4 separate regions of the Mus musculus genome follow, and regions 2, 3 and 4 are each linked to region 1. The links are chromatin loops, found by intact Hi-C in ENCODE. Cell type or tissue: gastrocnemius. All regions are shown on one strand. Links, peaks and the distances in the headings refer to the core of each region. The heading gives the core; the rest is flanking DNA.

Region 1 (7,506 bases), core at 827-5,826:
TTCCATAGTAAGCCTTGATTTTGTTGTCTTGATTTTGTGCAAAAGCCTCCTTCGAGCAGGAGATGCTGTTGTTGTGACAGGCTTCTCTAGGCCTCCTGCTGCTGCCTAGATCCTGGAAACCCACATCTCCATGGGTTCCCTGTTTGTGTTGTGTCTTCTCTGTCAAGCTGCCAGTGACTGCTTGCACAGCCTTAGTAATAACTGAAACTCCATAACCTGTTTCAGCAATGTAGTGGGACATATGGGTACTTGAGTGGTACTTAAAGAACCAAGGAATGAAGATTTAAAATATAGAAATGTCCCAATGTGCAGAGCTCACTATGAGAGTGGTTATTCCTCATTTGGAAGACTTGATTTAAAAACCTGTTATTTATTATATATAAATTATGCATAAGGAGAATAAATTACAATGAAAATAAAACAGGGCCCTAGTTATCAATGGAGAAGACACCGGTTTCCTGATGCAGGTTCATTCTGCAGTGATCACATCTCCTTCAATTGTCTTGTTCTCTCACTGGTGAGTGATTCTTGCATTAAAGTTACCTTCAGGGTTAAAATGCTGAATAATGGGGACTGACTCATAGAATTACTGATTCTTTTGGTTCAGGATAGGGCATTTCTGAAAAGGACCTAGTAAATTCTTAAATTACTAGCTGGGGAAATCTGCTTCAAAATTACTTGTATATTCACTAGTCTTCCCATTCATGACTGTGAAACACATGAGGAAACTTAATTGTCTTGAGATTTTAGAAGGTTCAGTCCATTGTTTTTATGGGCCCTATGATGTCATAGAATCTAGAGTGTCATAGAATGTAGAATTTGCAAGCTGAGCTTCTGAGCATGCCCATGGATAGTTATCTTGATAACATTAATTAAAATCAGGGTTCCATCTTAATTGTGGGTAGGAGCATTCCATAGGCAGGGGATCCATGGCTGAATAAAATAGAGAAAATGAACTCACCCTTAGCAACATTCATTCCCCTCAGCCTCTTTTTTTGGGGGGTGGGGTGGGTGGGGTTGGTTTGTTTTGTTGTTGTTGTTGTTGTTGTTGTTGTTGTTGTTGTTTTGTTTGTTTGTTTTTTGTTTTTCAAGATAGGGTTTCTCTGTATAGCCCTGGCTGTCCTGGAACTCACTTTGTAGACCAGGCTGGCCTCGAACTCAGAAATCCGCCTGCCTCTGCCTCCCGAGTGCTGGGATTAAAGGCGTGCACCACCATGCCCGGCTTCCCCTCAGCCTCTTATCGGGATGACCGGGCCAGCTTCTTCAATCTCATCCTACCTTGACCTCCGCACCAGGATGGAAGACAGTTTTGAGTCAGAATACACTCTTTCTCTCTTACGTTGCTCTTGTCAAGGCATTTTACGGCAGCAATAGAGAAGTAACTAAGATGCTTGGGTAGAACACCATGGCAGGAGCACATGACAGAGGAGGTTCTTCATCTCATGGTTGCAAGGAGCAGGAGAAAGATGAACAGAGAGAAGCCCAAACTAAGATGTAGCTCCCTGACTGCTTGGCTCCTACTCTTACAAGTTTCAGGATCTCTCAAATAGCATCACGGGATCAGAGAGTCAGCATCTCTGAGCCAGAATGTGGGTACTCACCAAACACCTCACTTGCTTGTATTTTGGGAGATGCACTCTTTTAGGTGCATCACACCTTTCAAATGAATCTGCACAGGCTCACACGGCAGATGTAAAGTCTAATCCAGGGGAAGACACCTAAGACTCTATTTCTAACAAGTTCCCTGGAAATATTGCTGCCCCTTGGCCAGGAATCATATGTCTGTGTGTGTGTGTGTGTGTGTGTGTGTGTGTGTGTGTGTGTGTGAGAGAGAGAGAGAGAGAGAGAGAGAGAGAGAGAGAGAGAGAGAGAGAGGGAGGGAGAAGAGAGAGAGAGAGAGAGATTGCTGAGGTTATAGTTCAGTGGTAAAGCCCTCACCTCCCATTTATGAAACCATAGGCTACACACCCTCTCCCAAAAAATTAAAAAGAAACAGATTTCTGTTCTCCATCCTCTGAGTCTCCATACCTGCAAACTGAGTCAGGAGGTTGGACATGATCACTTAGATTTAAATAATTTCCAGGTTATCTTGCTGATATTCCAGAAAGAAGGGATGGAAGGAGAGGGAAGGAGCAAGAAGGAGGAAAGGAGAGAGGGAGGAAAAGGAGGGGTGGGGGCTTTTAAGGTCTAACCCAGGCTAGCACTCCTGGCATACTTTACCTAGCAGGTCTGTGCTACTGTTGGGTGTATTTCCTTGGGAAGACTTCCACAGTGCTTGAAGCAGGGACAGAAGAATGAAGAGAAATTCTGTGAGTGGTCTCCTCAGATGAATAAGGCGATTTGGGCTAATGTCGTAGAAAGAGCTGGACTGGGATCTAGGACATGGAAAAGGAAAGAGGAAGCTAAACCACAGCCCTGGCTGAGCTGGAGCTCTGTGGATCCCTCTGACCTCGAGCTTGTAGTGATAAAGCAGTGGTTCTCAGCCTATGTGTCATGACCCTGGGGGGGGGGGTCAAACAACCCTTTCACAGGGTTGCCTACGTAAGACCATCAGAGAACACAGACATTTACATTACAATTGGTAAGAGTATGAAGTAGCAACGGAATAGTTTTATGGTTGGGGGTCATCACAGCATGAGGACCTACAGCATCAGGAGGGTTGAGAAGCATTGTTCTAAAGGAAAATTGTTGCTATAGCAACTGAGTTTCAGTTCATGTGGGTTTAGTCTAGTTTTGTTATAATTGTGTGTTTCTGCATTATCTTAATGAGGAGGGGTTCCTTTTGTTTGTGACAGTGTTTTCTAGTGTTCTACAGCAAGGAGACACATAATGAGGAAGGCCCAGACATTTGCCAGGAGCAGGATGCTTGATAACTCGGTGTCTGCATGAAGAAAATCAGGTCAAGAAGTGCTAGAAGCCAGACCCAGTGTCCCCAGGCACCTCTTAGCTTTCCACATGCCCAGACAATCCTACACAAGACTCCTCAAGGATTTTATTTTCCTGAGAAGGGATACTGGAAAAGGTCAAATCAATCTATAAAGTATAGAAAGGATTATAGAGTAAGAGAACAAAGTGGTTATCAGTGCTAATATGTGTAGTTAGTATGGTCAAGGCTTTGTCTTCAATATTCAGCACAAATAAAGTAAATAAAACTAAAATATAAAAGAAGGGTGAGACTTTACGGAAGCCACACCTCTCTGTATTCAGGTGCTGTTTTTCCTGTCATGGTGAAGTTACCTGGTACCCCTGCTGCGTGTGCCCACCGCAAGCAACTCTGAGACCCCACCAAGGCATGTCTGTTATCCAATAGCTCAAAGATACACCTCTAAGGGTGACATGCTATTAAAGTATTCAAGCTTACCTACAGCAATTCAAACAGGTGTATTTTTAAGTCACCACTTTAAAACCTGTTAATCTGGAAATAAGCAAAGGCCTGTAGCTCATACCTGGAGAAACTTTCCAGAGAAATTCTGGGACTCTACTGACACCTGCTGGCATCTCATCTCCTTAATGTTTGAAAAGAGCAACAAAACACGTCAGGCATTAATATTTCCTGTAGTTACTGGCACGCATACTATGTGTTTGGCCTGAGTCATGGCATGGACATGGAGGAGGTCTAAAGGACCTTGCCTTCCCTGACAGAGAGACAGGGAGCAAGCGATTGGGTGAAAACATCCCAACATGGGGACCTGACCCAAGACGGGCTCTGTGACTCTGGGCAAGGCCCTCAGACCTGCTTTCATCTTCATAAAAAGAACACGTCACAGCCTCCCACTCAGGGCTAAGCTATCCCTGAGGATGGTGGTGACATTTGCGATGCGTGAGTTCTGTCATGAGTGGTGATATCAAAGGTCATCACCTTTCCATTCTGATAAATAAGAGTCTTCCCCAATTCTATTAAAAAAGAAGAAGAGGAGTAGGAGGGGGAGGAGAAGAAGAAGAAGAAGGAGGAGGAGGAGGAGGAGGAGGAGGAGGCGAAGAAGAAGAAGAAGAAGAAGAAGAAGAAGAAGAAGAAGAAGAAGAAGAAGAAGAAGAAGAAGAAGAAGAAGAAGAAGAAGAAGATGATGATGATGAAGGCAGTTTAAGCCTCCTCAATACCTCCCCTCCCCCAGTATCTGGTGGTTATTTCTAGAAACAACTAAATTAGTGTGATCAAAAAACGTTGTTTCTCTGTACCGGCCACTTCTGTGCCCTAGGAAACTGTGGACTTTGTTCTATGTTTTGGAACAGATCTCAAGCCTTCAGGTTGAGAAAAATACTCCCAGTTAATGCCATCCAAATTATTTGTGCTTTTTCTGTCTGCTCCTGGGAAACTGTGTGGGCCTGTGGTTTGTTAGGCCAGTTACAGGATATTCAATAATCTCCGGGGAGCCAAGTCCATATTTAGCCCGACAGAGGAAGAGAGGTCTGGTAATGAGAAAAGAAGCAATTCTTTAAAGCTCCTGTTTCGTTTCTTGATTCTCTCTCTGTGTCCAGACCTTACCTGTTTGTTGAAGCTTTTGATGCTATTTGCAGTTCTCAGAAAACGGCCTTTGCTAGCTGCAAAAGGAAAGGTGCCTCCTGAGAGTTCTTCCGTCTTCCATCAGAAAGCTGTCAGCAACGTCTGGGACTCTCCAGGGCAATAAAAGCCATTAGCTTCACACCCAACAGAACGGCACTAGTGAGGATGTAGAAGTTAGCACCCTCATGCACTGTTGGGAGAAATGTAAGATGATGTAGCTATCACAGAAAGCAGTATGGCATTTTCTTTAAAAAGTTGAAAGGCTCCTCGTGTCGTCCTGTGACCCTTGCCTGTGGGCATTTATGCCAAGTAATTCATATCAGTTATTTACAGTATTCAAGACAAAGAAGCTCAGGTATCCATGGAGAGAAGAACGGATGGATGACCGTGGCATGCACATACAATTGAATTCTGCCTTGTAAAAGCAGAATTTGGCACATTAAATGAAAGCATAATGCCGAGAGAAATAGCCAGTCAGAACATGGAAAATCCTGTGTGATTATTCTTGTGCGAGATACTTAACATCGTTTAAAACATAGACCCAGGAAACTGACTAGCGAGGGTCAGCGGGAGAGGCACAGATGGGGATGATGAGTGCAAGGTATTGAGGATTAGCTAAAGCTCCTGAGACAGAACCATTTATGTCCTGTGTGTCTTTACCGAAATTAACAGGAGAAGACATCAAATAACAAGACCCAAACCACACTGCTATAATGCAGTTATCAGCTCAGGGCTTTCAGACATGAAATCCCTCATCTGGTAACGTGAAGCCTGGTGTTTTGGGGCAGTGCTGTGCACCAGGAGCTTCTGTGATGACAACAGTGCTTCTCCTGGGCACTCTCAGGACAGGGCCTCGAGTCCTCGTCATGGCTTTTTGTGGGGCACTTGAATGTCAACTGAGACATCCAATTTTAGACTTATTCAATTTGAATTTAAGGAATCCTATGATCAACGACAGTGACATTCACATTTATGTGACTACCCATTCCAAAATGTCTTCCTCCCCTTGGCAGTAGCTGCAAACTTAAGGAGGTAGAGTGGGCCGGGGAGGAGCCTTAGCTCTGTTTATTCCCAAGCTCCAGTTTGCTGCACAGCATGTCGCCAATGTGTCATTCCTTTGTGGCATTCATTAGCATCAGACATTGGATCCAAGAGCAGTGTTGGCTTTGGTTCATGGGCTAGCCTTTTCTAGAAAAATGCCCTTTTACAGACCCAAAGTTCTTTCCTGTCATGCGTAATCTGTCCTCACTTTTCCTTGTAAACCCGTGGAGTGGTGGTATGAACTGCAGCTGAGGTTCAGGTCCTTATACAGAAGTTCTGTGAACACATCCCTGCTTGCTCTGGGTACCGTGGCAGCAGGCAACGAATCTTTGACTTTTTAAGGCTTTGCTGGAAAAGACAAACAGGTAAACTATGTAAGCAGGCCAGATGGAGCAGCATCCTGACACTGCAGTGAAGGGCCTTGTCACATTTGTCCTCTAAACTGGAATAGGTAAACGTATCGGCATGTACTTGTACAGCATGACTTAGAGAAGGCTGAACAACTAAAATAATAAGGCTTATATTGAAACAGGCTGCAAGTGGGAAGCTTAGGAAGCCAGCCAGTCTTTCATGGCATTGTCATGCCACATTTAACTTAATGGGAAAAATGAAACCTGCAGAATAAAATACAACCGTGTAAAATATAGATGCCTGTGCAGCAAGGGGGGATAAAAGAAGAGTCTGTAGTTTTATTCCACAGAGGAGACAGGCTGTATTATAGTAATAATAATAATAATAATAATAATAATAATAATAATAATGAAAAAGCCTGTACCTGGCTACAGAGGACTGCTCACTGTGGACTTTTTCTTTCTTTTTCTTCCTTTTCCAGCAATGGGTAGAAGGCCTGAGATCGATCATTCACAACTTCAGGGCAAACAACGTCAGTCCGATGACATGCCTCAAGAAACAGTGAGTTCTGTTTGTCTTGCCTTTTCTTCAAAGGAGTTATTTAGTAAGCTTTCTGGCTAGGAGGGAAGAACTGTATCACATCCATCAGGCCAGTGTCCACCTTTCCTTCTGTACCCCTGGCTTTGGAAGTTGACCAACTCCCACCTGTATTTAAACCACTTAAATACATAGCAAGGCATATGTGATATTCTTGTCATGAGATCTGTAGCAGACAAAAGGTTGGTAGCACAGGTATCAAGCATTCTTTTTGTTGTTGTTGTTGTTTTCTTTTCTTTTATTGTCTCCTAAACTCCATTTTCTGATGGATAGCTTGCATGCCTCACCTGTAGGATAAGTTCTAGGGCACCTCAGGTCTCCACTGCATGAAACTGACAATTTAGGGATATAGCCAAGAGAAGCATTTGGAAAAGCATCCATTGCATAAGTAAAACAGAAAGTCCTGCCCCCCCCCCCCCAAGAATACTGCTTCCTTGAATGTGCGGTCAGGGTTCTTTGACATTTCTTTCGAAATTTCAGTCAATGGTTCAGTCAACTCCTGAAAATCTTACTGCAGGTCACTGTTCCTGGAGTTCCAAGTGGCTTACTACACTGATAGATTGTCATCATGCTCAGATACATTACTGGGTCAAATAATTAGTTTTCATGGAGAAATCACAGAAAAGCAGTGGTCTGTAATTGTGCTTGGCTGCAAAATTGTCTGTGGCTTCGTAGTGACAACAAATGGCACATAGCTATGAGGTACCAAGATAAGAATATGATGAAGATGCAAATAACCTTGTGGAGATAAACTTCCACGTCTGAAAATGAGGCCCTAGCACCAAGAGAGCGATCCAGTGATTCTTCACCCTGCTCAGTGGGCCAACAGGCCAGTCCTTAGGCACTTCCTGAGTAGTCAGCAGGTACTTAACTATATGAACTCTAGGTTGTAAACCCCAGCTTTGCCACATTGGGCAAATCTTTAGCCACTTAGTCCCCATTTGTGAACCAGATTACCATATGGATGAAATCAGAAAGCACCTCACCCAGTGTCTGGCATCCTCGGTGGAAGGAAG
Region 2 (7,506 bases), core at 1,080-6,079, 190 kb before region 1:
AGGGGCTCATATTCAATGGCGAAAGTGAGAGTGCTGGGTTGTCTTCCAATTGTAAGTGAATTTAACAAGGGGGTGAGCTGGTTGCAGCTTTAAGGGCCTGTAACTCTATATCCAGCTGTGTGTCTGTTGTCTTACAAAATGTGGATGGCAGGACACATGAGTCATAGTATATTATTTAAAAAGTTAAATTAACCTGTATTGGTGTGAGACCCTGAGGCAGTTTTCGGTGGCCCAGCCCAGGCCTTCTGCCCTTAGCATTTTGAGCCATATTTCCAGAGCCACACTGCGCTCTCTCTAGGCCACCCTGGACTCACTAAGTCTGCATAGGTCTAGACACTTCCTGTGCTGCTTTCACCATAGGCTCTTCTGGTCGTTCAGAGGCTTCTGGAGTCTTTCTGAGTATTCGTTGAGCCACATGGAACGTCCAAACTTCCATTGTTTTAAACACAGCCCATTGACTTGGGAGTTCATCCAGGGCCTAACTCATGCTGGTGTAGGTGTCCCTCACCAGGGAGATGGCCAAGTAGGCCTCTCAGGGAGTGGCTCTCCAGTGGGAACCCTTGTGATATCCGAGGACCTTTTTGGCAATATGAGGACACTACAGTGGCATACTGTACTGCCTGTGAGATAGGTAGACAAACCCAAAATGAAACAAGTTGCTGCTTTTGCCCGGGAATAGGCACAGTATACTGGTGAACACATGCTTAGGCGAGTCTGGTAGGACGGATCATCTAAGCTGTCAGTGGCTTTGTGAAGCTCCGCCCAAGGGGAAGGCCCACACTCCTTCCTGCTGCTGCCCTGGATGGTCTCTTAGCCATGACCTCTGGCCGCCCTTCTCTCTTCCTGATTACAGCTTCCTGGTGTCCTGTTTTTTTTTGCTCTCACAGGCCTTTGCTTCTGTTGTAGCTGCACTCTAGGGTGCCTCCCCTTTCACTACAGGTAATGGCTCCATGTGATGGATTTATCACTCTGCACGGCACTAACTTCCCTACTTCTGACTTGCAGTTATTTAAATTCTGTTGTTCCTACAAACTTGTAAGTTCAGAGTGATATAGGACCAAGATACGTGGCTAGTAAACCATTCAGTGAGTGGATGAATGAATGTTTGAATAGTACCACACTTGAAAGGGGCCAGAGCTGAGCATGTTGATGGCAGTGTGTAACCACTCTGTCAGGCAGCTTCCTTTCCAATGGATTCACCATTCCTGTAAAGACACCATTCTCTACTGGTGTAGATGGTTTCAGCGGTCTGCACATGATAGTGTCTCTTCATCAGTCTTATTTATCTCCCTTGTAGGTATCAGTATCAATTTCAGGGTGAGTTGAAGAAGCAGTTTCAGATAAAGGAGAGATGAGGAGACAGAGCTTTGTGCTAAAGGGGAAGAGCCAAGGGGGTCAAGGCACTGTCTTTTGTCCTAAGCCTCATTAACATTAATTTATCACAATGCAGGTTAGTTCTCAGCATGTCACAGGAGTAGCTCCTCAGATAATGTTGTGGCTATTGATCAATTAAAAAGGCATTATGTCTTGGGTGGGTATATCCTGGGACTTGGAGCTTTCAGCTTTCCCAGGTAATCCTGTTATGTACCTAACTTTGAGAATCACTAATATCAGTATCTAGGTAGATCAAAGTTACTCATGTTAACATTTCCAGTGTGATTCAGTATTTCCTGTCTTGGTAATTTAATACTTTTTAGCAATTTTATGATTTTTATGTACATAAAATTAGCACTTGTACTTTGTTCAAATTTATCATTGTGATATTTAATATATAACTTTTTGGCAAATGACCTTGTATGACCTCGTTCCCCACCCCCCAGCCCCACCCCTCTTCAGCTATCACAGAGAAACAGCTGACAATCCTTCATATTGGAGGAAGCTGGGAGGAAACCATTTTTCAGATAGTGTGCCTATAACGTACCAATTTAGAACTTCTCCTTGCTTTCCATTGCTGCCTTGTCTGTTTTCCAACTCTCCAGCCTCTTGCTTACCAGGGCCAGGAGGAAGAGCCCCGTAGCCCCCGAAGAACTTCCAGAAAGCTCTTTGTTATTTTCTGATTTCCTTTGTAACTATGCATGGCACCTTTGTTATAAGTGAGCTGGCTAAGGTGACAAGTGAAGGGACTTTGGGGTCCTTTATAGTCATTTTGCCTACCCCCTCCCCCCAGCATCATCTCCAGCATTCCCACGAGCTTTCTGTTCACCTGTGTACGCTTCCAAACAGTACTGGGAGGCTTGCACCACCAATCTCCCTTGTGATCGCTCCCTGCTATTGTTTTAACTGCCAGAGCTGAAAATGAAATGTGTCATTGTGTGCTGCTGTTCCTCTAGCATCTAAACCTCCTCCTTAAGAATCATTTCGGGATGCTTAGGATCCAGCAACCTTGTCATAGATAGAGTAGGTAGGCATTGCTACAGAACAATGCGCTGGGTAAAGCGCAGTAACTCCCAAGTCCAGAATGTACACATTGAAAGTTATAGAATTTGAGGTCACTCCATTCCGTTTCATTTAAAGAAGAAATACTAGAGTAGGAAGATACTGTGTGAATGTTGCAGATAAGCCTCAACCTCCCATTTCTTCGCCATGTGAGCACATATCAAAATATCAGGGCTAAGGCTACTGTTGTATTGTACATCCATAGAACGAGGATCTGGGCTGGAGTCTTCCAAATACCAGAAAACTTTACCAAAACCAAACATGAACTAAAGTGGATTAAAAATTGACAACATGGCTCGTGTTGTACTTCCTGACAGAGTACTTGTTTGGTACAGGTTAGACCCTGATTTATCTATAGCCAGAAAACAACAAAGGGGTTCTCAAGAGATGTTTATGGGATAAGTGAAAATATTTTTATGTTGTCAAGTCTAGGAAATTTGGTTGAAAACCTCATATTTTGCCATTTCGCAGACAGGCAAAATTTTAATTTCTAGTCTTTATTTTAGTGTGATCTAAAAGTCAGTCTCCCCACCCCACCCCCACCCCCTCCACCCCCAGCCTGGAATTACTCATGTTTTAGAGATTACTTCAGAAAATGGAGTTTCGTGACATGGAGTTTGTATTTGAGCCCCAGCATTTCTGTTTCTCTAATACATTTTAGTAAACTTGGAAGCTGGGCAGGAGCTCAGAGACTGTCTTATTATCGGCCTGCACAGGACAATTGAGAGCGCTGAGCCCTGGCTTGGCATCTCTGCTGTCCATCAGAGCGAGGCCAAAGCCAAGCAGCTGTTCAAAAGCCCGACTTTCTGGTTCTAAATTGCACACGCTTTTCTCTACTTCAGAGTAAACACCATGGTTAGTATCTTAGGTTGGTGTCTTCTAAAACTGGTTTGAGCTTAACTTGGGAGTATAAATAGTACTCAGGAGGGTCCTGTGTCTGCCACTAGGGGTCAGAAGCAATTGGAAAAGAAAGGAAAGGCAACCATAAAAGGGCTAATTAGTTGATCCCAAGATGGGCAAATGGCCTCCTTTGTGCTGGGGTCGGGGGGGGGGGTGGGGGTGCGGGGGGGAGTCTTGAGAAACAGCGCAGTGTTTCTCAGCTGTTAGACGAGGCAGTGGGAGCCAGACTTTTTACCAACTTCTGTGGTGTAAGGACTTCTGACAGCTTTTCTATTGGTATTTGTATCTGAAAGGTACACCAACAGGAGAATGCAGACTCCTAGAATAACACCTCTTCCACATAGAGAACCTGAGTCACTGGGGAGCTACAGGGACCTGGGTGGGTCACTAGCAGCTTCTGCAAGCACACTTAGGGAAAGAATAAGAGCTAAGCTGCCAGACATCTACTGCTCCCATATGCTAAGCACCTGGACTGGATTTATTTACGTAGATGCCCAGTGCTCGTCCAAGGGAAGAAGAGATGGAGCAGGAAGGAAGTGTGCGACTTCCAGTAGAGGATGTTACTCCCCTGAGCCTCCAGAGCTTCTCTCCAGTTCCTTAGGCGGGTGCTAACCGTTACATCCACAGAGTGCTGGCAGCTCCAAGAGGGGATTAATGAGGGAGGGTTGCTAGGTTAGGGGGCTTGCTCCGTTAGATTTCTCTCAGTCATACTGACAGATGACAGTACATCTCCTGGAAGCTACAGAATCTGTCATGTGGTTTTGGATACAGCTGTGCTCTGTGGGTTCCTATACCTCTTTCTCTTCTCCTTCAGCCCCAAGCTATGCCACACTCCCTGGTTGGCTTCCTAAGCTCTGTCATGCCTGGTAAATCACCCCATATAAGCTCGCCTTAGTTGTGTATTCAAGTTGCCATCTGCTTCCTGCTGAGACCCTTACGGCGGCACCATCTTGGTATCTTTTGCTTCCTGAACACTTGGGTGGAATGGAACAGCCAGAGACATTATGAAGATAATGATAAGTTGTCCTTGAGCTCCAAGGATACTCAGCATTTAGGATGTTGTACCACAAGAAGGGGTACACATCCCCAAATATGTTTCGAACAAATGACTTTAAGTTGTAATTGGAGTGCTTTCTTTTCTGCTCTATGGGAAACTCTGTATGAGCAGCAGATTGAAAATTAGAAATTGTGTCTTATGATGACTACCCATACAGCTAATTATAATGTACTTAACCATATAAGCTGGAAAATATTCAATGCAGGGAAACAGAAGGGTTCAATGGATCTGTCCATCTAGAAATTTCAGATTTATCTTGTATATTCTAATTTTAGATAAGTATGTATTTTTCTCTTTAGCTCTTGAAGTTTCCCATCCATCTAGTGAGTTATAATCCCCTCTCTGAGAGTTTTTAAACGCTGCGAAAGACACTTCAAGCACCTAGAAAAGGCTCTCCAGCAATAGAAATGCTCCTTCTGCAGGGACCCTTGTGATGCAGGCACTTTGCTGATCACTGTGGACTCAGTAATGAATAGCACTTGATGTGTACTTTCAAGGAAATCACAATATGTTGGAAAAATAGGAGTCTAAACAAGTAATTATACGAATTGTAAAGTATTATTAACATATACTGGGCTCTAGGTGTATCTAAGTGAGGGTATACTTAAGTGTAGCTGACTTTGGCTAGTTTTGGGGTTGTTTTATCTTCCACCCTTCTCTATCTTTTTGTCTCCTACTCTTTCAATCCCCTATCACTAGATAAGAGAGAGAACAGGGCAGAGAGGAAAGGAAAGAGATTCCTGAATAAAGTCGGGGTTGGAAAGGGGACGGTTTTATCCCTTAGAATACCTCCTGTTGATTAGGGGCATCAAGTTCCTTGGAGTAAGTTTGACTTTCACCATTTAGATATCCGATTTCTTCTTGGTTTTCCTTTGTGCATGCCTACTTATCCATGACCCATAGCGAATAACAACAACCCACCCCACTCTTGTGGCCCTAGCATTCATACACCCTCTAAAAAGACCCCAGAATTCCAAACATCCTCACACAGGCACAGAAACTATCTGCAGCTGGAAAAATCACCCCTGCCAGAGCACGAGGCAAACCTAGCTGCTGTGGACAATCTGAAGCAGCCCCATATCCCACAGTTGGGATTAAAGTGAAAATATATTCTTATACCGTTTCTGTGGTTTTAAAAGAAACTAAAATTCAAAAATTCTTACTACACTTAATTCTGCCAGGAAACGGCAAAGAGGTTGATGAGTGACCAGAAATCCACAAGTTCGGTTTGAAGGACAACAGAGAGGGCAGGAGGATGAAGGAGAGGATGGGGGCTGTTGGATTGCCTGGTGGTTTTGAGATGGAGTCAAACACATGATTTAGCCCATAGCCTTTGGAGGAATGCCTGGACTTGAGGCCAAAGATAAAATAGTAATTTAACCCTTAACACTTACCATCATTTAGAATAATATGGATTGTACATACTCTAAAAATATTAGAGATATGTAAGCAAACTGAAGACAGTGTTTTAAAAAATCATTGGATATTTAGTGGGAAACATATTGTGTCATCTTATAGTGATGCTCCAAATATAGTGTCATCATTACGTGTAACATTTGTTTTTATTTTATTTAATGTATATATTCATGTGTATCTGTCTGAATGCGTGTGTATGCATGCCTTGCATGCCTGTGTTCGTGAATGTGTGTGTGTGTTTCTGTAAGTGCATACATCCATGAGGGCAAGATAACGATGTTGGATCCTCTAGAACAGCAGCTATTGTACCAGCTGATCTGGGTGCTTAAATCAATCTGGGGGCCTTAGGAAGAACACCAGGTTTTTCTCGTTCTTCTCTTCTTCTTTCTGATGGACTGAATATACTTTCACTGGTACCTTGAGTATCCATCTGTTCTCCGTTTCTGAGTCCCCTATGCCTGCTCGTAGCTTATCTGCCATGTGTTTGACCTTCACACTGGCATAGCTCAGACAGCATGGCCTCCTTCTCTCTTTTTCTTCTCCATTTTTCCCTTCCAGGCACCTCCTGAGCTTTGCTGCCCCGAGGTTTAACTCTAGTATGATGGTCCATTCTTATTTTATTAATGATCCTAAGGACCCTGATTTGCCCCATAACTTGATCAGATCTCCTGGATCTTAAGTGCCAAGTTCTAGAATTGCACTCAGGCTCTGTGCCCTGCAGGGACTCGTCTGTGTCTCCGTCCTTCCTTTTCTCAGTCTTTGCTCTGGGCTTTCCCTGCTGTCACCTTCTCTTGCTTTGTACCTGACCACACCAAAACTTACTGGCTGGAAACAACAGCCAGCATTTCATGTGTCTGTGGGTTGACTGGTCTCAGCCAGGCAACACGGCTCCGGGAGAGACTGGAGCAGTTGCTCTTTTTGTGGTTGGAGTGTTTGAGATGACTCATTGAACATGAGCAGTTGGCTTCAGGGATGAGCTCAGCTAGAACGTCTCCGGTCTTGTCTGGGCTGCTCCCTCCACGTGGAGTGGTCGGATCACTGAAAAGCACGAGATGCTCAGGAGGACCCTTGTCAAGCGCAAAAGCAGAAGCCACTTAAGAGAGGAGCAGCTGGATGACAAGTCCATCCTCTCTGTTGTTCTTCAAACCGAACTTGTGGATTTCTGGTCACTCATCAACCTCTTTGCCGTTTCCTGGCAGAATTAAGTGTAGTGAGAATTTTTGAATTTTAGTTTCTTTTAAAACCACAGAAACGGTATAAGAATATATTTTCACTTTAATCCCAACTGTGGGATATGGGGCTGCTTCAGATTGTCCACAGCAGCTAGGTTTGCCTCGTGCTCTGGCAGGGGTGATTTTTCCAGCTGCAGATAGTTTCTGAGCCTGTGTGAGGATGTTTGGAATTCTGGGGTCTTTTTAGAGGGTGTATGAATGCTAGGGCCACAAGAGTGGGGTGGGTTGTTGTTATTCGCTATGGGTCATGGATAAGTAGGCATGCACAAAGGAAAACCAAGAAGAAATCGGATATCCTTGCATTCTGAAGGTCACCCCAACCAGAGAGCCAGGTTTGAGAAGAGGGAAAATAGACTTGATTGATATCTTAACAGGATGAGGGCCATATAATTTGTACTACATTTTTTTTTCAACCAAGTCTGCCATGTCTCTTAATATCCTCTATTACCCACTCTGGAAACTTTT
Region 3 (7,506 bases), core at 1,130-6,129, 540 kb before region 1:
GCGGGGACTTTCCTGTTTATCATAAGTGAACATGGATCTCTCTAAGCCTCTGACACCAACACTGGGGTTACACACAGAAATGACCATGCCTGCTTTTTACGTGGGTGCTGGAGATGAGAACCCAGGTCATGATGCTATCGAAGCAAGGGCTCTACCTCTGGAGCCATCTCCCCAGCCCCTTGAAGGGATTTGAAAATAACTTCAAAAACACAGGGAAGAGCAGCAGCAGCAGACAGAGGTGAAGAGCCCAGATTTTAGAGCCTGCCTGAGTTTATTTGTCAGCATTTAGAATGTTTTAGCTATTATAAAGAGTATGAGGATGGTTTACAGTACACAGGAGTGTATGCGAACATTATGGCAAGCGCTATACCATTTAGCATAAGGCATTCATGGATTTGGGTGCACAATAGGGGTCCTAGAACTAATCTTCCTTGGATCTTGAGGGATGGCTGCCTTGTTACTATGAGAGATATTACTTATATTAGACTAGTTAGCTCATCTTGTTCTGTACATTTGGAGGAAGAAATTCGACACTTTGAAAATAGTAGTGAAGTCTCTCAAGGAAAGCTCAGGCCATATGTTTTATGTTCCAGTGGAAGGGCTGAGGTCTGTTGCTCCAGCCACCTGAGGTTCCACAGACTTTCAGTGTGGAATAGAGAGTGAGGGTTGATCAGCATGAAAGTTTACTCTCAAGTAGTTGACATTCATTAGGCGTGTACTGAATGTGGGAACCATAGGAGTGCTGATGATCCAAAGATACAGTAGCTGCTGTCGTGAGTCTTGATCCAAGAAGAAAATATGCATCACATGATACGGTTATTACATTCTCAGCACCCAGGTTTTAAGAGCAGCAGAGGAAAGCATTCCTGATGCTCTCTGTGTCAACTGAAGCTACCTCACCAGGACATTACATCATTTTCTGAGATGGGTAACTGATGTTAATCTCAAACCAAGTCAACAACAGCGGCAAAAACATACCCAGAAACACAGAATTCTGCACGGCTGACTCTAATTTACTTATTTTATTTAAGCTTCACACTACCTACTAGAGGAAAAGGTAGCCACAGTATGACTTATAATCAAGAAAATACTGGTTCAGAAAAGGTAGATCTTAGCTCAATTCATACCTTCAAAGCTTATTGCCACTAATCTATATCCCCAGCCCCCAAATACTTTTATTGCGTTACAGAGTAGAGGTAAGAACCCAGGTCCACACTCTTAGCTGTGTTTGTACTGACTGAGCCAAGCTTCAGGAACTAGAATGACAGTCATTCAATTAGAAGAGAAAATCAGAGGGATTTCATCTTTAAAAAAACAAAAACAAAAACAGATCATGTGATACCTTAAAAATCATGCCCTCGTTGCTAAAAAGTCAGGTTTTTGTGATTCTAACAACAGCTCAGCCCCACTGCAGGTTGTCTTAAGTACACTTGCTGGTGTTTGGGGTGGGAAGGGCAGGGGCAGGAGCCTGTGCCTGTGATCACAGAAAACATCAAACTGGCATTTTCTTCCCCCAGCTTATTCAGAAGTTGACAGATGTTGCAGAAGAGTGTCAGAACAATCAGTTAAAGAAGCTGAAGGAAATCTGCGAGAAGTAAGCCTCCATCCCTTCACATTCAGCCTGAATATACATGAATGCTTCAAGGGCTGCTTGCTATTCAATTGGTCTGATTTTTTTCCCCCATTGTAAATTCAGAGAGAAGAAGGAATTAAAGAAGAAAATGGATAAGAAGAGGCAAGAGAAGATAACAGAAGCCAAGTCCAAAGACAAAAGCCAGATGGAAGAGTGAGTGGAAAGTAGTCCTCCCTAACTGGAAGGAGGAGCAGGTGCTCCCTGTGAGAGGACCAGTGAGAGAAGCAGTGTCTTAACCAATGGCCCCTTCATAAAGTCTCTCCTTGAATTACTCTTTTATATGACTCTTGCCTTAGTCCCTGTTCTCTTCCTGTGCAGAGACACCATGACCGAAGCAACTCAGAGAAAAGGAAGAATGTCACTGTGGGTTTACTTATGGTTTCATAGGGTTAGTCTATTATCACCAAGGTGGGAGCATGAGGTGCTCAAGTTGCTGGCACAGTAGCTGAAAGCTATATCCTGATTAAGGGGTGGGGCAAACATGGGCTTCTGAAACCTCAAAGCCTACCCCAGTGACAACCTTCCTCCAATGAGACCACACTTCCTAATCCTAAGTTCCACTCCCTGGTTACTAAGCATTCAAACTTATGAACTCTAGCTGGCCACTCTCATTCAAACCACCGCAGTCTCCTTTATGGCTTTTTCAGTGAGCTCTCAAACAGTGGCACTCTGGGCCTTTGAGAAAGAAAGTAAAGTGAGCTCTTTGGGGAAATGACTAGATATTCTCTTAGACAACCTTGGGAGCATCTAATAAAAACAGGGCCTGTGCTTGGGGAGACACACGGTCATTGTTACCCCGAAACACACACACACACACACACACAGGCTTGACCTTTCTTTCAACAGCTATACAAAGACAGTAAAAGCGTAGGCATCTAGAGTTCCAGGTGGATTGGTATAATGATCTGTGGCTTATTTCCATTTAGGGAGAAGACAGAGATGATCCGATCGTACATCCAGGAGGTGGTTCAGTACATCAAGAGGGTATGTCTGCTCCCACACACACACACACACCTTTGCAAATGCCACACAAACAGTAGCCAACCTCACTGTGAACTTCTAGGAGGAGAGTGTTGCCTCCTAGTACCTAGTCGCCACCAGCATCCAGCTGTTTTGTGATACTCTATAAGGGCGCACTTATTCTGGCTGTTGCCAACCATATTATAAAAAAGCTAAATAAAACGTCTATAAAAATCTGTAGGGCAGAATCACTACCTAAGTCGGGGACTCCCCCCTAAAAAATGACACAAAAGATGGTTCCCAAAAAATCCCTTCACCGTTAAGATTATGTCCACATCCAGATTAGCCCTTAAGCTTCTTTAAATTTGTGTTATAGAAATTTTCAAAGATTCTCAAAAATGTATATCCACCAGTCACCACCCCACCCTGTACTGTGTTCCCATCGCTAGATTCAAAGGCCAATTTTGGCCCAGAATGTTCAATAATTGCTAACATAGATCTGAAAAACCTTTGGGTTTGTTGTTGTTGTTGTTTGATTTTGTTTCTTGTAACATGCATGAAAGTTGTATGTTGTTGTTATTGTTTTATTTTCATAAGTGACTCTTTTCTTTTGGTAACTTTCTTACAGTTAGAGGAAGCACAAAGTAAAAGACAAGAAAAACTCGTGGAGAAACACAATGAGATCCGCCAGCAGATCCTCGATGAGAAGCCCAAGGTAAGAGCTGAGAAATTCAGGATGTCTAGACACAGTTGGCTCATTTGTCTTCCATTCAGTAAAAGTAAAATCCCCTGGGCTTTATAAGTACCTCGCGCAACATCTCCAGTCTCCCCTTGAGTGCAAAACTCACCATTTAGGGTGAAAGTAAAAATACAGCAATATTCTGCAAGTACTGACCACCAACAGTGTCTGCGGAAAGATGAGCGCGTACGGTGCCCTCGCCACACAGTTGGTTCGGATACATGGCTTGGGCAAGGGCATTTTTATTTGAATCAACCACCTTCATCTTGTAATGCTGTAATACCAGAATGTGCCCAGCAGAGGACACTCTTCACCAAGATCACCCTGATCTTGACCCAACAAAGTCTTCCATAAAAACAACCGGGGTGGGGGTGGGGGTGGGGGTGGGGTGGGGTGGGGTGGTGTCCGTGGCGGAGAGAGAAAGAAAAAAGAAAAAAAGAAAAGCAAATCTCTTTGCCTTCATAGCAACAACTAATCAGTACTGTCCTTTAAAATTATATTACAGCTCGGAGTGTAGCTCAGTGGTACTAAGAGTTGTCTGCATGTACAAGGTCCCGAGTCCAATCCAAAACAACAAATCAAAGTAGGTTGGACTTGTGGCTTGTTGAAATCAGTTGTCTATGGACACTGTGTTGAAAACCCTATCTGTAAATCAAATACTCGCAGGTTGGCCAAAAGCATGTCAGTTCTAGGACATTCTAGCCATTTTGATTCATTGCTGAATATTTTTCTTTCTCTTAAAACAAAATGGGCTCTCTAGGACTCCCTGCCATTTTCACTATAGTTGAAAAATACAGATTCTCAAAAGTACTACCATTTGGCCCGATTGTTTATTGAGTCTGCAATACTCCAATGCTAGGTTTATTTATTTGTATGTAACGTTCCTGGGTTGGCTTCAGAGAGAGTCCTTGTGGCTTGCTCTAGGTATATTTTCACGGTTATTTATGTTCTTTAGCCTTTATGCTTGCAATATATGAGCCACTTAATATTTGTGATTCCTAAAGATTTCAGGCTTAGCAGGAATCGATGGTTATTTTGTATATTGTTAATTCTTAAGTTTCTCCTTTACATATACAATTCAGATCTTCTTAGCCAGCTTCTTGGTCCACTAGTGCTAATATAATGGGATGCATTTTAGTAGAACTTTAGAAATTGCCACACAATCTCCCTTTCCTTGAATTGAGTTGCCCACAGTCACTCATGACCTAAAAATATTATGTATAGAATTCACAGAGTCAGCAATCCATGAAGTCCTAAAATGTACAACTTTCTAAGCAGCTGATGAACCCTGGAAGCAATATGTTAGCCATTCTGGCCCTGTGTACAGCATGGCCACCCAGTGGTCCTCTCTGTCATAGGGTTTGTGACTCCTTTAACGTAGTAATGGCTCCAAACCACAAGAGTGGTGACATTAAGGAGTCTTGAACCTGAGAACACTCAAGGGCAGATTAGCTTTGGCTTTTTGTGGCTTAAAGGCGTATTAGGGGAGGGGCACTGTATTTTTCAGAATCAATCTCATTTAAGTACTCAACTATTTTAAATTTGACTCTGATTAGACTAAAATTTAAGAAAAATATTAAGTAGTCAGAAATATATATATTCAGACCCATACAGTTTCGAGTTTTGCATCTGGAGTTGAGTTTGTCACCACTTTGTATTCTGGTGTAATAAAATTTATTTATGGTGAATCTCATAGCCAGTTTTAAACCTCTACAAACCCTTATTTACAACTAATACTTTCAGTTTTGCTTTGCTTTTTGATTATGTGTGTTCAACATTGTAAATATTTTAGCCATAGACAAAATGCAATACACATATTTTAAAGTTACACAATTTACTTTAAGTAATTCATAGATATCATATGTACGTTTATTCACACATGTGTGGGTGCACATGTGTGTATGATGTGGAGGTCAGTGGATAATTCCTTAGGTGGTGGCCACATTTATTGTTTGAGGTAGGGACTCACATGAGCCTGAAACTTTCCAAGTGAATAGGCTCCCTGGCTAGGGACCCAGGATCCTCTTGTCTTTCCCTCTGCAGAGCTGGGATTATCAGAGTGTGGCAGCATACATATGTGTGTACATTGTGAAGATTGAACTCATGTCCTCATGTTTGCAAGGCAAGAATTTTACTAACTGAGCTCCCTATCCCGTGTGTGTGTATGTGTGTGTGTGCGCGCGCACGCACACGTATGTGTTTGTGCATGCATGTACATGCATGTAAACTCAGGTTCCTTCACCCTCAGCGTCCCCATGCTAGGAGTATAGACATATACTACCACATATGTGACTGTTCTATGTCATCATAAATAAAATCAAATTAAGTTAGTTCCTTTTGAAGCACCTTAGAACTTCTTCACTCTATACAACCAAACATTAAACTGGCTAATAACTTTTGGCAATTTATCTGCCAGAGTACAGTTTTACAGAAAATCAATTTCAACCCGCTGGGCATGCTTGAATACATATATAATCCCATTAACTTGGGAAATGAAGGCTGGAAAACTGAGAGCTCATGGTTCATCTAGCTTATATAGCGAGGCCACATTTCTAGCAAACTAAATAAATAATTGTCTTAAATAGTGCCAACTTAACAAATGACATTATTACTGTTTGAGTCATGTCATAATTCTAGGGGTGGGAGGACGGTTCCAGGCATACAGTAGATGCTGTATTAGTTGTTTTTCTGTTGTGATAAAACACCATGACCAAAGGCAACTCATAGAAAGGTTTATTTTGGTTTACCATTGCGAAGAGAGAGAAATGTGGGAGAGAGTATGTAATGGCAAGGGAGACAGTTGAGCAGGAAACTGGGTGAGTATATCTCTACCCACAGGCAGGAAGCAGGGAGAAAACAGAAAGTGGGGTGAAGCTATACACCCTGAAAGATCACCTGCAGTGATGTACCTCCACCCGTAATGCTCCATGTCCTAAAAGTTCCATAATCCACCTAAACAGTGTTACCTGCTGGGATGAAGTGTTCACATCCATGCACATAGAGGAGACATTTCTCATTCAAACCACATCAAGTGGGCAGCCAGTTCTGAGGATGGGTGGCCATTTCTAGGGATAGCTCACCACTTCTAGAGATGGGTGTTCAGTTTCGGAGTTGGGTAGCTAGTTTAGTGACTCAACAATATTATTGAGAATCTGAATTTTTAGAATTTCATTGTTGTTGCTTATTGTCCTCAAGCTTTAAAGTCAGTGAGACATGGCTGCCAAGCCCCACTGCATTATCTTCTATCTGGTACCATTCAAAACCAGAATGGAAAAAAATCCCCACTTTATTCCCTTCATAGGAGTGATGGAAACCTTCCAGAATGGCCAGCCACCACCCCACATCCACAAAATAGATTTGTCTGCTGTGGTGCTATAATGGAGCCACATTCTAGTTCCTAAACAAATCCCAAGAAAGAAAGCATAATATTCATGACTGGCTTAGAGTGCCTAAGACTCATTCACAGAGGTGGGAGGAAGTCAGCTTCTTGGGTTTACAGTCACCAGAAACGTAAACAAAATTGATGCTTTCTCATTGAATAAAGAGTGAATAAATAGTAATTGGGGGTAGTGAGCAGTTTATACTACAACTGTATATTTAACAGCTTTTATTCTTTCTTTCTTGTGTCCTTAGAAAGGATCTAAAGTGTTCCTCAGAGTTCTAAGTCATTCTCTTGTCTTTATTTCTTAGTCTACCTAAGTACTGTGATAAATTTGCTCCTTCGTCTGTGATGCTGTTCTTATGGCCATCTTGTTGTAAGCGGATTTGAAGGAAGCCCTTGAAAACTGTTTGTTTGGTGTCAGCCTAAATCATTTGCTGACGTGTGTTCTTTGGAGCTTAAGGGTGTGTTTTCAGAGCTATTGCTTTGATAATAAAATTAGAAAGCACACGTGAAGAAGCCAGCCATGGTAGCTCACATCTATAATCCCAGCATTTGGCAGGAGGAAGCAGGAGGATCAGGAGTTTCATAGGTCATCCTTGGCTACTTATCAGGCGTAAAGCCGTTTATATAAGACCCTGTCTCCAACAAAACAAAACATATCACATGTGGTAATATTGTAAGATATTTAGCAAATGAAAAAACATTGTTAACAAAAGCTTTCTGCCACTGTGACACAATATCAGAAACAATTAACTTAAAAAGAGAAAAGGTTAGTTTTGGCTCTTAAGCTCA
Region 4 (7,506 bases), core at 1,075-6,074, 570 kb before region 1:
CAAGACCTCCACAGGCTCAGGGCAGACAAAACCACAGCATAAAGCAGTGGGGTAAGGCTCCTTCCTCAGAGGAGCTATGGACAATTGATAGCTGCCAAGGGATGGAGAGTCAGTTGTCTCTAAGGGTTTGGCCCTGGTGAAATCTCCAAACTCCTTTAGATGGTGCCACTCCCAAGAGTATATGGGCATCACATATTGGACTTCCTGAATTTTAAAGACATGAAGAAATGAAGTTGGGTGAGGAAAGGGAGATATAATGGGAGCAGTTGAAGGAGGGGAAAAATATGAACAAGACACATTGTGAGAAATTCTCAGAGTCAATAAGATTGTTTCTGTAAAAAAGAAAAAAAAATGACAGTTTCCTTTTCATCCCTCGGCTACTTAGCTTTGACATGCCACTTTCTTTGACTGCCCTAAGGCAATCAGAGTAGCCACCATTTTTAGAGGAGGAAACAATTGCTTGTAATTGTGGAGCGATCTAATTAATTAAAAGTTAGACCTCACAAGAAACCCCGAGAGCCACTGGAACTTCAGCAAATCAACCACTGGTTTGCTCCAGCTGCTTTCACAAATCTCTATGTGTGTGCTGACACTTTTCAGTGGGTTGCAACTCAGGACTGTGTGTTCTAAAGTCCTTCTAAAACACTGGAATCATTGCCCACGCCACACCTGATGGCAGACGAAGTACAAAAGTGTGACTCTCAGTTAAGGAAGGCTTTCCCCCTGCTCTATTGCATTAAAAATCACCCACAGATCATGATATAATGCCAATTCATTAAATCTTGGACAGGGCATAAAATTCTGCATTACAACAACCTTCTTGGTTTGGAGTAGCAGGGCTCTCAGTATTTACCATGTTTCAGAATCATCTGGGTGTGTTCTTCTACCACCCATGCGTGGTTCCCATCTGATGCAGATGGTTTGGAGGAAACCCTGGCATTTAGATTTCTAAGGATCTGAAGTGATATTGGTGATGGTCCAAAATTCGCACACATTTCAGAGTCTTTAATGCCTGTGGCCTTTGTGATTTTTTTCACATAGACACTGACATGTGTATAAAGTAGTCAGCAGGGTCATGTGCACTCTTATTTAATAGCTTTCTAATCCCCCAGTTGTGGTAACGAGTCAACTGTAGAAAGAGAAGCAGTTTCATTCATTCCATTCACGAATTTACTCATTACGGATTCATTCAAATGCTTTTTTTTTTCTGATTTCAGCATAAGGTTGAGCATATACTATAGTTTCAGGACTTTGCCAATGAAGTGTACCTACTACTTATATACCAGCAGGAAACTGTAGGTGAACATATTCGTCCATCCATTCATTTTTTGAATAAATGTTATTTTAATGCTATACCTCAGATACTATGCTGGAATGTGTGTGTGTGTGTGTGTGTGTGTGTGTGTGTGTGTGTGTGTGTGTGCGCGCGCGCGCGTGCACGCGCGCGTTATATGTATTATCAAATCACATGTACATATGCATGAGTATGGATATATATGTACATACACAGCCCCTGAGAAAAATCATACTTTGTCTTCCTCACTTCTGAACCAGAAAGTGATGTCAGTTAATAAAAGTTCACACATTAAACTTGCAGTGGTCACTCCTAGGTCAATATGTGGTGGGAATGATAGCTTTGTCTAAATTGGGGTGCAGCCTTCATGAGAGAAGAGCCCTTTGGATTCCAATCTAGTTACTACTGAAAGAGCTTGCCAGACATTGATTGCAAAAGATATCAAACTAAATTTACGTATCAGGTGTTCATTAAGACATTTGAAAAATGAGGCAGGAGATGAGCTCCATGGTTAAAATCCATGCTGCTCTTGCAGAGGACCCAGGTTCAGTATCTAGCACCCATATGGGGACTTAAATCTATCCATGACTATAATTCCAAATGACCTAACGCTCTCGTCTCCCCTCTAAGGGCATATATGTAGTGCACATAAGCACATATGGGAGATAAGTAAATGAATAACCCCTGTTTTTTTAAGCCAAAAACTAAAGACAGGAGACAAACTTGCTCACGACGTAAAGCCTTTGCCCATCACTTGTGCTGCCAGACTCTTCAAGTACAACTTGAACTTGAAAGAATCTTAAAACTGATACTCTTATCTCAGTCCACAATTAAGTGGCATTCTTCGCTTGATAACATATAAATTCCTCTGTCCACTTATCTATTTTTATTTTTCAATGCATTTCAAAGTGGGCTGCAAATGCCGGTGTGCTTCCCTCCCACGCACTTGGAGAAGACCAACCAAGATGTGTGTTTTTCAGGACTGAGCCTGAATTTCTTAGGGATGGGACAGGTACAATAGCTCGGTTCATTCAGCTAGTGGAAAGTTTAGGTACAACTTAACTATACATCCTGAAAAGCTGCTTCAACCAAAATGCTGCCTCTAACAAGGCCATAAACACTGCCCACATCCATCCTCAGGAGACTGGATGGCACACCCTGAAATTATAAATCTCCTTCATGGTGTTCTGGGAAAGTGGCGAGCCTTTCCCCTACCCACCAGGGTCCAAGGCAACATGCTGTCATCCTAAAACCACATGAAAGGGACAGTGTGTTTTAATGAATTTTACATCTGTTTATTTACTTAGTGTGTGTGTGTGTGTGTGTGTGTGTGTGTGTGTGTGTGTGTGTGTGTGTGTGTTGTGAGGTGTGCATACATGATTGTGCCTCAGAACAGGTATGTAGGTTCCGAGGAAAGCGCTGATATTTGTTCCCTCCTTCCACCATGTGGGGCCCTGGGCTCAAATATAGGTAGCAAGCTTGTTGGCCTTACCTTTACCCACTGAGCTGTCTTACCAGCCCAGGAATCAGGAATAACCAGTATCCTCTAGTGACCTCAGTAACATCTCCTCTACTAACCCCAGTAACATCTCATAGTTGAAAGATATTTTACTTTCATGTTAAACATCCCACAGATTTTTTTTAAAGCTATGTATTCTCAGCCGCTTGTTTTGTTTATTAAAGCCAAAATTTCTGTGTCCAGGTCACAAGTGTTTTTCATTTATTTGTACACCGTACCTTCTACAAAACTTATAAGAACGGAGGTTTACTGATTTACATGTGGTATAATTTCAAAGAGATTGTGTTTACCTTAACTCTTGGAAAGAAAGATTTAATTTTTAAATATGAAATCAATTTTAAAAGCCATTTTTGGCCTTATTTTAAAGAAAAATATACTGTAGTAATTCCATATGCCCACTAGGTGGCAGAGGTTACAAGCAAAAATCTAGTAAGAGCAACTGAAGTTCCACCATATGACCCTTCCTTAATTGAAATTCATGTTAATTGGATCCCAGTGGCCTTCCAATTAAGTTTATAAAAAACATATCTTTGGTGCCTTTATTTATTTCATAATTTCTAGCACTTTGGGGAAGGATTTCTCCTTGTTTTGTTGAAACACATGAAAGTAACTGTCATAGAGAGGCCTGGAGAGAAACATAGTAAAAGTATTGATTCCTTTGAGCTGGACACAGAAAATTTGTGTTTTGCATTAAAGCTCACACATCTATGTGATGGGAAGGACTTGAGTTTCTCAATTATTTCAAAAAGTTAAGTTTAGTATTTCACAACTGAAGGTATTTAACCGTATTATTTATTTTATATTTTATTATTTGCATGTCATTCTAGTGCAACAGGGTGAGTTCTTTGGTAATTCCCTCATCTTTCTGTGTGACACTATCTTAGCCATAGCTTACTGTTGTATTAATGTTCACCTAAGCTGCCACTGTCATAGAACACAGAATGCCTGCTATTAAAACTATTCAGACCTTAAACTATCATAAGTTCTCAAGTCTCCTATCTGACCTCTGGCTTACTTTTAATAGAGTTTAGTGCTGACTTTCAATATCATCTTTGATTACTCAGCCATGGTGCCAAAAGGGCAGCCCACCTGGCTGGGCAGAGATGAAGCCAAGACAAAGCACCATCCAGCCCACAGAATCCCAGCCTCTCCTGTTATCAGTTTCCCCAATGGGGAAACTGGGGCTTTTCTACATATCCCTTGGCAAAACTGTCAGACATCAGTCTTTTGTTGTTTGCCATCATAGATGCTCAGTACTGTATCACATTTATCCCCAGAAAAAAAAATCCTCAGAGGCCCCTGGGAAATTTGACTACTCAAAAATCTTGTTAATCAGTGCCTTCCTTGCCCTCTTCTCCTGACGCATGTCTGGCAGGGTGGAGGAAGCGAGAGCTGCACATTTGTTGGCTCCTGGCCTAGGTCATTTCCAGACACAACATCCCTTTAGCATTCTGGCTTGGGGATTCCAGGCAAACTCTGTTCCTCGAGTCAGGGCACGCAGACAAGGCTGTTCTGGGTCCAGTGCAGCCTGGAGGTGCACTTTAGCCTTTAGGTCATTTGAAAATGTGTAAGTTCCCAGAAATATTTAATTTTTCATCTTATTTCAACACCTCGTGGGTATAGGTGGTAATTGAACCATGCCTGTCCCACTTATAACAGCTTCCTCTGGGTTTGGGTATGGCTTCTCTTCTCCTTGTCACCACTTTATAGGTCCAGTTCGTTAACTCTGATTTTTTTTTTTTTTTTTTTTTGTCTTTCAAGAAAAACCTTCTCTGTGTATGACATGTCCTGCATGGAAAAATCTGGCAATATAGGAAACCAATGCAGAAAACAAACAAACAAACAAAAAACCCACATAGCACCATAGGTACCACCCATAGGCAGCACTTGAGCCAGGAGACTCTCATTTGCGATGTCTGGTTGAACAAAGAATATGTCATCATTCCTCTTGGCATATGACTCTAGGGAGATTATTCCTAATGGAATCTAACTTAATGTGACCATACCAGAGCTTACCAATCATTGTTATCCATCTGTCAAAAGATATAATTTCCCAATAGCAAAATCTAATGCTTCTAGATTCTATGGCTAGGCTCCCGTTTTGATGTCCAGCCCAGTACCAACACTTATCTTCTCCTGCTCCATCCCAGTGAGAGAAGGTACACTGAAGAAACCTGGACAATCAGCAGTGCTATTTGTTGACTTAAGCTTTGGGGAACGAACTGATCCAATGCCACCTCTGAGGCTACAGGAATATCATGAGTTCAAGGTCATCGATAGCTGTACAGTAAGGCTTTGTTTCAAGGATGAAAAGTAGCAAGTTTAGGAGGGAATGAGAACATGAGTCAGTGATGCTGTTTATACTTCTGCCTTCCTTTGGTAAAATTTCCAGTGTGCTCTTTGTAATTACATGCCAAAATGTCACAGGGTTGACGTCCAGGTGACCCATGGAAGAAAATATCCCTGATAATAACTTATAAATGCATTACACAGAAAGATGCTGGGATAAAGTCGTCACCAGAAAAACTTGCTGTGGACATGGAAAGCAAGTCTAAACCAGCTGTCAGGCACTTGGAGTGTGGGGAAGCACTGTTGGAGGACTATACCATTATAGAGGCAATTATTTTATAGGACCGGCATTGATGCTACAGACACTTACTGAATGCTTACCTTCAATAGGGTATAGCTGATGGAGTGGACAGGATAACAGGCTCACAAGTCTTGGCACATTTCATTTTGTCCATTGGTAATGGCATACCATCATAACTGTTTCGTGCATTTACTTATTTAGCTTGAACCAGAAAGTGTTCTAGATACTTACCAAACATTAACTGTTTTGATCCTGGAAGAAACCTCATAAGGTAGGCAATCTTATGATCCCTAACTCATGTATACCCTCAAGGATAAAGATGGAGACACGGCACAGAGAAGTAAGTGACTTGCTAAATGGACTGAATTTGAATCCAAGGACACCTGGTTCCAAAGTCTGCACTCGTACCCATCACTTTGGTTTTTGCTGTGACATGGAAGCTGGTGGCATGAATCAAACTAGCATTTCCTTCTGTGTTATTTATTCAGAAGCCTGTCTCTGCTACTCTGAACCAAGCTGAGATCAGTTTAGCTGTTTCACTCACATGTGTATTCAGCTAGGGGTGTCTATCCCAGGACATCGGGCTTAGCAGTCCTTCCACAGAGCCTCTCCTTGTCTACCACTATAGCAGAAATCTGTAAAGGCTGGACAGACTCTCTATGGTCCTTTGTTTGCATTAAACGTTGCTGTTCTCTCATTTGATGGAAGCATCTAGGGAGATCCAGAGGCAGTGTGGGAAGGCTTTATTCAGGAGCATGAGAAAGTTGGAGTGGAAACAGAGCACATTGTGCAATTAACCTGACACTTCTTGATTTCACACTATGCTGAGTTAATCTTGCTTTCTTGACAGTTTCAAATTTGGTATTTCAGACTCCAGAGGAATTTTGAAAATGCCATAATGTGTAGCCTTACTGTTACAGGAAGAAAATAAAAGCAGTATGAAGCAGAAAGTTAAAAAGATGTTTATGATCTTAGGCTGACCCTGGAGAAACATCTTCCGAGGCTCCAAGCGAAACCAGGACAACGCCAGCAGAGAATGGGGTGAATCACACCGCATCCCTTGCACCCAAGCCGCCTTCCCAGGCTCCACACAGCCAGCCTGCTCCAGGTAAACAGCGGGACAGTGCCATTTGCTAGCTCTCCAACCTTCAGCTTCTGGGCACTTCTGCGGGCCCAGAAGCTATGGCTGAGGGATATAAGCAGACTATAAGTGATATGGGTGGGCAGGTGGCAGGATGGACACATGGTTGACTGTTACCAAGCCTCACAGATACTCACCTGGCTCTGCTGAGAACCTAAAACCCACCTGTGTCATTGGTTGTTATTTGGGGGTGAATTATGATCCATCCACTAATAGAGTTTGAGTTTGTGAAGAGTTCTACAAACAACTTACCAGTATGCCTTAGAAGCACTTTCTTGCTTCCACTTCAAGGCTCTGCCACCACCTGATTTTCCAGTAACCTTAAATGTCCTCTTATGCTAGGCTGTCTGCTAGAGTGTGCATTTGAGTTAGGTCATCTCATCATCCCAGTCCTCAGCAGGGTGCATTCTATAGTTTCATTTGGGAGATGATGAAGCACTTCCTGAAGGACACAATGCCAGAGAAGGGAAGCCAGGTCAGAGGGCGTATGGTACTACTAAAGTGCTTGCTTTTAGCTTCCGTTCTTCACCCAAATCATTTCAATGCCTCTCATGTTAGCATTTCAACTCACTCTCCTTAATTGAGTGTATGTATGGTGTGTGTGTGTGTGTGTGTGTGTGTGTGTGTGTGTGTGTGTGTGTGTGTATGTGGTAGTGTTTGTCTCTCTGTGTATGATATGTATGTGTCTGTGTGTTTGTATGTGTATATATGTATGTGTATGTGTGTATGAGTACTGTGATGGTGATGGTGTGTATGTCTGTTATGTATGTGTGTGTGTATGTATGTGTGTGTATATATATATATATATGTGTGTGTGTATGCACATATATATGTGGGGTGGCATTTGTGTATATGTATGTGCATGTGTGAGGGGTGTGGTGGTAGTGATGATGATGTGTGTGTATGATATGTATGTGTCTATGTTTGTATGTATGTATATATGTATGTGTGAGTGCTGTGGT

Evidence for each region. Hi-C counts contacts between places; a loop is a spot of excess contacts. Peaks named below come from ENCODE experiments on the same cell type or tissue, not always from the same donor. Only the 100,000 strongest peaks of a DNase experiment are listed, where the experiment ranks them.
Region 2: a loop joins it to region 1, with 2.9 times the contacts of the local background. A loop is called at or near these places in 11 of 42 quality-filtered maps.
Region 3: a loop joins it to region 1, with 3 times the contacts of the local background. A loop is called at or near these places in 17 of 42 quality-filtered maps.
Region 4: it touches region 1 in a loop (3-fold over the local background); 9 of 42 quality-filtered maps call a loop at or near these places.

What each region holds. Positions count from the first base shown.
Region 1 is chr2:135,923,581-135,931,086 of GRCm38, forward strand. It overlaps Plcb4 (phospholipase C, beta 4), which reads left to right. Exons shown (of 39, transcript NM_001355153.1): 8 at 6,375-6,454. Among named protein-coding and RNA genes, the nearest start is that of Gm14210, 110 kb to the left of the region's middle. In gastrocnemius, for the core only: a CTCF peak has its summit at 3,490 (motif pointing left); DNase peaks (open chromatin) are centred at 3,524 and 5,597; H3K4me3 peaks cover 192 bases; H3K27ac peaks cover 3,335 bases.
Region 2 is chr2:135,730,960-135,738,465 of GRCm38, forward strand. The region is part of intron 1 of Plcb4 (phospholipase C, beta 4); the gene reads left to right. Among named protein-coding and RNA genes, the nearest start is that of Plcb4, 75 kb to the left of the region's middle. In gastrocnemius, for the core only: a CTCF peak has its summit at 3,368 (motif pointing right); a DNase peak (open chromatin) is centred at 3,266; H3K4me3 peaks cover 463 bases; H3K27ac peaks cover 2,462 bases.
Region 3 is chr2:135,384,577-135,392,082 of GRCm38, forward strand. It overlaps Plcb1 (phospholipase C, beta 1), which reads left to right. Exons shown (of 32, transcript NM_001145830.1): 28 at 1,518-1,594; 29 at 1,697-1,786; 30 at 2,560-2,617; 31 at 3,222-3,308. Among named protein-coding and RNA genes, the nearest start is that of Gm31993, 150 kb to the right of the region's middle. In gastrocnemius, for the core only: a CTCF peak has its summit at 3,613 (motif pointing right); a DNase peak (open chromatin) is centred at 3,616.
Region 4 is chr2:135,353,276-135,360,781 of GRCm38, forward strand. Plcb1 (phospholipase C, beta 1) reads left to right here. Exons shown (of 32, transcript NM_001145830.1): 24 at 6,379-6,511. Among named protein-coding and RNA genes, the nearest start is that of 4930545L23Rik, 140 kb to the left of the region's middle. In gastrocnemius, for the core only: a CTCF peak has its summit at 3,194 (motif pointing right); a DNase peak (open chromatin) is centred at 4,209.